Regions from separate parts of the Homo sapiens genome. Here all the other regions are linked to region 2. A link is a loop called in an ENCODE intact Hi-C map of the cell type or tissue named here. Cell type or tissue: endothelial cell of umbilical vein. All regions are shown on one strand.

Region 1 (2,500 bases), 53 kb after region 2:
AGGAGCCTAATTTCGTGGCTGACCAGAGGTCACCTAGAAAACAGCACATTTAATGAAGTCAAATATTACAGAAAAAATGTGACTCCAAGTACAGCAGAATGTCTATCATGTAGAGCTTCAAAGTGTGGGCTCTAGAGCTATAGAGTGATGGTTAATAGCAAGGTTTTAAATTCCACCTTCACCACCTGCTGTATTTGGCCATAGGCTGTTAACTTAATCACTATATGGCTGGGTATTCTTATTTTTAAAAATGATAACTTCCCTAATTATTTGATACGGTTATTGTGAAGATAAAAGGAACTAATACATACAAAGCACTTTTAATAGTCTCTGATACATAATGACTCAATAAATATTAATTATTTAATATTAGCCATTTAAAATAACCAAGTATTATTACTTTAGCTCAGCTCTTCATGAACTCCAGGTCTCAATCTGGAGGTGGAGATGAGGATAGTAGGGAATAAAGTGAGACTATAATAATGAAGTAATATTCTTGACTAAAATCTTGCTAATATATTAGGGCAGAAGAATCACCAAAAAAAAAAAAAAAAAAAGAGTGTGCAATGCTGTCAGATGTGCCATGGTACCCACTGCTCTAGGCTGGGCCTGGAAGGCAGAGACTTACCCTGGACATCAGACGCAGTGTCCACACAGATCCCAGGCAGTGAGCCTTGCTAAAGGAGGCTAGGTCCCCAAAATGCAGGTCCGTCACCCTTGATAGTGTTTTCTTGGTGTTTTAAATGAACTTTCACTGTTTGTCATATAATATTTAGTTTTAGAGAGCCATATTACTGATAAAAATAGTATGACTTATTTTTGAGAAGTAAATAAGATAATTGGGGGCAATCTAAGCAAAGTCTTCAATTGTGTTTCTGCTAAAGTACGTGAAGTACATGCCACTTTCTCAGTAGGAAAGACTGTTGGCAGACTGACAAGATGAATCATTGCTGAAATGTATTCAAAAAGAATTATAGAGCAGAACCAGGGATAGAATCTAACAGGAAATAAGCCCCATGGGTCATTCTGAGTTATGTCCTTTTTAGTGAGTCTGTTTTAGTTTAAGTTTATTTGAATAATACTAAGATGTACTGTATTGAGCAAGGGAAAGACTCTCTGTAACATACGGGAAACTTTTATCACTCAGGTTTTATCGTCTGGTTTTTCACTTTTTATGCAAATTTTTTTCCCCTTCATGTTAGAATAATTTTGGTCAATGTTTTCTCAAGATATGACTAATTTTTATTTTATCGTCTTTAGAGAAAGTTGAAGAGTCACAGTACCTTTCTTTTATCACAATAGAACCTACTGCACACAAAATTTAAAATGTATCCTTGGTTTTCATCTGAAGTTTTGCAATATAATGCAAATTAATACTTTTTCATCTTCAGCTTTTTGAAATTCACTTTCCACACTGCACTTAGAAATGCATTTTTAAAACTAAAATATGAGCATGTTATTTCCCTGTTTTAGTCTCTTCAGTGGCATCCATTGACCTAAGGCTTACCAGGCCTGCCGCATCTGGCACTGTGATATTGTGAAATATTAAATACATTTGGTTTTCCTTCCCTTTTCCTGGCATACAGCTCTTAAAACTCTTGAAGTCTCTTAAGTGATATGTCTTTTTGTAAGCTGATAAGATGACTGATGGCTGGGGACTCCTGGAAAACTGGGGGCTACTAGATAGCCTCAGAATGGAGAACTGTTGCCAAGGGAACCAACCCTGCAATTTAAGATTTGGAACTTTTAGCTTCACTCTCCAACCAGGGTGAGTGAAATTTGGGTCGATCGCAAGTGGCTAATGATTTAGTCAGTCATGCCTATGCAATGAATCTTCCATAAAAACCTGAAAGGACTGCATTTGAAGAGCTTCTGGGGATCTAAACATGTGGAGGTTCCTGGAGGGTGGCACCCAAACAGGGCAGGGAAGCTCTCACATCTCTTGCCCTATGCATCTTTTCCATCTGGCTGTTCATCTGTATCCTTTGAAGTATTCTTAATAATAAATGGGTAAATATAAGTGAAGTGTTTTCCTGAGTTCTGTGAGCTCTTCTAGCAAATTAAACTCAAAGAAGAGGTCATGGGAACCCCTGCTTTATAGCCAGTCAGTCGGAAGAAAAGGTAACAACCTGTGGCTTGTGATTGGCATCTGAAGTGAGTGTCAGTCTTGTGGGACTGAGCCCTTACCCTAAGTTATCTCCAGGTAAATAATGTGAGAATTGAATAGAATTCCAGGACACCCCTCTGGTGTCTGCTGGAGATTTTCTTGATGTGTGGGGAACCCCTCCCTCACATCTGGTCACAGAAGCATTCTGTGCCGTATTGAATGAGTGTTAGAGAAGGAAAAACACTTTTTTTTCCCTGTCTGTATCAGATACCTACATACCACTTCAGCTTCAGCTCCCACTCTGATTCTTCTTTGTCTCTTGCTCAAGACACACAGGATTTACTTCCCTTCTTCAGTGTATAGTACAACCTTCTTTTTAGATCAGATATTAAA
Region 2 (2,500 bases):
CTTTGGATCACATATTCTAGGCAATTTCCTACATCATCTAGGGTGGAATTTTGATGCTCTGTTTTTAGTTTTTAACTCCATAGTCAATGAAACTATCATAAAAATTTATGGTCAAAGGAGAATTTTAGCCATTCCCATTTCTTTTGTGAGCCAAAGAACTGTTTATCAAGGAGAGAAGGACCATACTAGAGATTCGCCTGGATTTTTGTTGTATGACACATTTTATCTTACCAAAACAGGCTGTATTCACATTAATAATTATTTTTATTTTTATTTTATTTATCTTCTTCTTCTTTTTTTTTTTTGATACGGAGTTTCACTCTTGTTGCCCAGGCTGGAGTGCAATGGCATGATCTCGGCTCACCTCAACCTTCACCTCTCGGGTTCAAGCAATTCTCCTGCCTCAGCCTCCCAAGTAGCTGGGATAACAGGCTTGCGCCACCATGCCCGGCTAATTTTGTGTTTTTAGTAGAGACGGGGTTTCTCCATGTTGGTCAGGCTGGTCTCAAACTCCCGACCTCAGGTGATCTGCCTGCCTCGGCCTCCCAGAGTGCTGGATTACAGGCATGAGCCACCGCGCCCAGCCACATTCATAATTATTAATAGAGGTCTTTAAATTTAGTCTTAAATGCCATGTTTCTAGAAGGATTTAAAAATGGTAGCACTTGTCAGGTTGTATGACCAAATAGGTAAATTATATATGCCACTGGAGAAATTTCAAGACCTTTTTGGTTATTTGTAAATATTATTATATGCCACCATTCTCTATTAGCATATTAAGTTCCAGAGGAAATAGAACATTTCTGATACTGCCTACTACTAAATTGTAAATGCATGTAAGACCTGTAAATACACAGTATTGTAGATACCTGTACTCATTGAATAGAAGTAAGCTAAGGACATGTGAAAATCACATTGATGTTTTGAGGTCACAGGTAAAAGTTGATTTGAAAATGGTCAGTGAACAGTTGGGGGAGTAGCTAGTCTCGGCTCCTCTGAGTTTTCGGGCTTGGTGGTCTTTGCTAGGATCCCACTCTACTTGCAGTTCACAACGTCTGTCACGTGAGGGCAGCATAATCACATACAGGCCAGCTGTCTGGTTTGACCTTAAGTCAGAAGAACTGATTCCAAAGGAAATCACATAGTAACATGTAAATGCAGTCATTTTTTTCCTTTTATACACATTGCTCAACTGATTAAAATACAATATGAAATATTAGGGAGAAAAATACTTTTAAACATTTTCTGTGATTGAATATCCTTATCAAAAGGATATGTGTGATTTGCATTAGAAAAATAATTTGCAATTATGACTTTTAAAAATTGTGTTTTAAAAGGAACACAGACACAAACACACCCAGAGAGTGAGAGACTCTCTTTCCTGTTTTTTGTGGATGGAACAATACATAGCATTTGAACACTGTTGTTAGGCTTTTTATGCTTCACTCACCATGATATTTTGGGCAAGTTAACATTTCTATGCCTTAGTTTCCTCAACTACATGGGAGTAATCATAGTTTGCATTCATAGGATTGTTAAGGATTAAATGAGATAATGCAGGTAGACCAATTTAAATATACTCTACACATAAGTGCACTATAAATAGTTTGTATTATATTGTCATACACTGCATAATGATGGTTCAGTCAACAACGGATTGCAAATATAACAATAGTCCCCTAAGATTGTAATGGAGGTGAAAACTCCTATCACACAGTAGCATTGTAGCCACCATAACATCTTAGTGTAACACATTACCTTTTCTATATTTAGATATGTTTAGATACACACCTACTTTCTATTGTGTTACAGTTGCCTACAGTATTCAGTAGGGTAATATGCTGTACAGGTTTGTTGCCTAGAGGCAGTAGGCTATACCATATAGCATAGGTGTGTAGTAGGCTAGTACCCGCACAGTATGTACATCTAGGTTTGTGGTAAATCCACCGTTTGATGTTGGCACAGTGACAAAATTGCCTAATGACACATTTCCCAGAACATATCTTCATTGTTAAGGGACACATGAATATTCAAATACTGAATTTTTAAAGTATAGATTTTGAAAAACACCTTCTTCCATGTGGAACTAGGAAACTATCAGAGACCAATGCACAAGACAGAATTGAGTAAGATTCTTAGACTGTATTTTCTGGTATTTTGTCACAAATATTCTGGAAAAAAACATGTTTGAAGGAGCTACTGAAGAGATGAGGAGGGGGAAGTACAAATAGAAAGCTTAAGATTTAGTGCAAATTACAGTAGAGATTTCACATATGCTTTTTGTTTGTTTGTTTGTTTGTTTTTTTGAGACGGAGTCTCACTCTGTCACTGAGGCTGGAGTGCAGTGGCACCGTGTCGGCTCACTGCAACTCCCATCTCCTGGGTTCAAGCAATTCTCCTGCCTCAGCCTCCCAAGTAGCTGGGATTACAGGCGCCCACCACCATGCCCAACTAGTTTTTATATTTTTAGTAGAGATAGTGTTTCACCATGTTGGCCAGG
Region 3 (2,500 bases), 500 kb after region 2:
GGGAGCTGAGATGAGGCTGCATGTCTTTTCTCCTTCATTCCTTACTTTTGAACCACCTGTCTCTCAAGCAGCCTTATTTCTTAGTGTTCCCCAAACACAGCCTTCATTCTAGCCAGGCCAGAATGAATTCCCAGATGTCTCTGACGAATGCCACAGCCTCCCATCCTCAGTCTTTTCATATGGTTATTCTTCTACAGAGAATGCCCAGTCTTCTGCTCCACTTAAAAACCCTGCCTGTCCTTTAACTCAACTGGTCTCACTGTTCCTCTGAACTGAATGCTGCCCTGTGTCAATCAACCTCTAGTGAGCACCTTCTGTGTATTTATTAATTTTGCAAATATTTATTATGTACCTTCCATGTTCTAAGCGCTCGGATAAAAAAAAATGCAAGCCTGATGAACTTTCTGCCTTCCTGACATTTCAGTTTTTATTGAAAAGGCAGGCATTATCCAGCAAATTCACAGTAATTTTACACCTAAATATCTTCTCATGTTCTCCTATATTTGTAATTTTTACTTCTCTAACAAAATATACTTAACTTTCTCTCTTGGGCTTATTTTTTATTTTCTGTTGTGATAACTCAATATTTGTTTGTAGATTGCTTATAATCTCACCTCTACAAATTTGTTTCTTATGTGGAAGGGGGATCACATTTTACATGCTTGTTTTTCTTATTCTCTGCTTTCATTAGCAAAGATTTAAGAGATCTGGTTCAACAATAGGAGGCTACTGAATGGCACAAGTGAAAGATGACATGGGATAGGTGGTGAGGCTGGAGAAGGTTGAGATATGAGGGCTTTTGCTGGGATAACACTGAAGGGAAGGATTTGGAATCCCAATGAATTTCAGGGAAGAATGAAAGAGATACAAACACCATTTAAGATGACTTCTTGTATAATAATGAAAAGAAAGGTTTAAATTTAACATAATGCCTTTTTGAATATATGTAGTTGTATCATGTAGGATGCCAAAAGGTTTGAATTTAGTAACTGATCTAATACTGGGCTTGATTTTTTCTATCACAGAACTGTAACTCCCAAGAACAGGGTATTTTCCGCAGTAATGTGAAAAACCTGGTTAATGGTTTCATGGTGTTAATATGCCACCTAGTGGATCAACTTGCACATTCTAACTTGGGGTTTTCAGAGTTGGAAGTGTTCATTTTCCTTTATCAGAATGGCTTGCTCACTAGGAACACCAGCTGAGGTCCAATTACGATAAATCCACTAGTTCCTGATGTTGATATTGCTGATTTTTTTTATGCTCAAGAATTCATTATGAGGGAATTGATAGCAGCAATCATTGTCAGTTTAATTTTTTGTATGGTCTTTTTTATTTTAAAGCTTTTTAGGTGTTTAGAAAGCAAATAGTTGGTTTTTATTTTATTTGGACACTTTTATGCAATGAGGGTTGATGTTTCATGGATTTCTGTGAGAAGGAGAAACCAATTGATAAATTTGCTGATATAGATCTCTAGAAAGGCAGGGAGATTTTTAAAAGAAGATGTAGTAGGATACTTTGAATAGCAGAAACGATTTGCTGACTTACACAATATAATAAGCTCATTCTTGGCTACACACCTGGTGTGTTTATTTCTTATAAACTTTATAGCTTCACTTCTAATTTAGAGTTCCCAATTTTCATCACATATTGTCAGTTTAAAAATAACAAGCGTAACAGCTGTTGTAGAATGTTTATGTACCAGGTATTGTGCCAAGCACTTTATAGAAATGATCTCCAATCCCCACAAAACCCCAAATTAGTACATTATTTCCATTTTAAAGAAGAAGAAATGGGCTCAAGTATTGACACTAATTGCCCTCCATCTCACACAGCCAAGAAGTGTTTGTGCCTGGTAGCCTTTGGTCCAAGTCTCCTTCATAGATCTGAAGCATCTTTTGTCATCACAGAATTATGTTTCCCTATTCTTAAGAAAAGTGGGATCAGCAAATATCAGCTTTACCTTAACGGACTCATTCACGTTTGAGCCCATTTCCCGAGAAGATAATTACATATATTACGTTTTAAAATAAGGCATATAAAAGAACCACATTCCTGTGATAGCTCCCTTTTTCCAAAATCTGACTGCGTTTTTAAAGTTACTATTAGAGAATAGAGAGCCTTGCTTGTTGGGTGTCTGGGACATAAAGTCACAGAAAAATAATTGCATGTTTGCACCATTTAGATCTCACATGTTTAAGTGGTGCAAACATGATCTCCTTCAGGCAATGAGCCATGCTTGCCCAGTGAGCTTGCACGTGGTAATGGGAGAATCCCTCTGAGCATGCATCTCCAAGGCCAAGTGGGCCACAGCAGTTGTGAGTGAGAGGAGGCCATAGCGTCCTAAACTGATCAGACTTGCCAAGTATTCCTACCTGTGGCAAGGGGCTGAAAAGCCCGTGGACTGTACCTTAATGTTGCTTAACAATCCCTGAGGTAGAGAATAAAAGGAATTGTGGAATAACTCTGTGACTTGCCTCGGTTTCCTGATGCCCAGAAA

What was found. Peaks named below come from ENCODE experiments on the same cell type or tissue, not always from the same donor. Only the 100,000 strongest peaks of a DNase experiment are listed, where the experiment ranks them.
Region 1: a loop joins it to region 2, with 2.4 times the contacts of the local background. A loop is called at or near these places in 2 of 110 quality-filtered maps.
Region 3: it touches region 2 in a loop (10-fold over the local background); 84 of 110 quality-filtered maps call a loop at or near these places.

The regions. Positions count from the first base shown.
Region 1 is chr1:186,534,930-186,537,429 of GRCh38, forward strand. No RefSeq gene overlaps it. Among named protein-coding and RNA genes, the nearest start is that of PDC, 75 kb to the left of the region's middle. In endothelial cell of umbilical vein, no CTCF peak of the experiment used is centred here; a DNase peak (open chromatin) is centred at 942; H3K27ac peaks cover 1,693 bases.
Region 2 is chr1:186,481,798-186,484,297 of GRCh38, forward strand. No RefSeq gene overlaps it. Among named protein-coding and RNA genes, the nearest start is that of PDC, 22 kb to the left of the region's middle. In endothelial cell of umbilical vein, a CTCF peak has its summit at 1,068; a DNase peak (open chromatin) is centred at 1,074; H3K27ac peaks cover 333 bases.
Region 3 is chr1:186,984,983-186,987,482 of GRCh38, forward strand. All of the region lies in intron 17 of PLA2G4A (phospholipase A2 group IVA), which reads left to right. Among named protein-coding and RNA genes, the nearest start is that of LINC01036, 110 kb to the right of the region's middle. RefSeq lists an enhancer at 1-405. In endothelial cell of umbilical vein, a CTCF peak has its summit at 1,106 (motif pointing left); a DNase peak (open chromatin) is centred at 1,069; H3K27ac peaks cover 1,105 bases.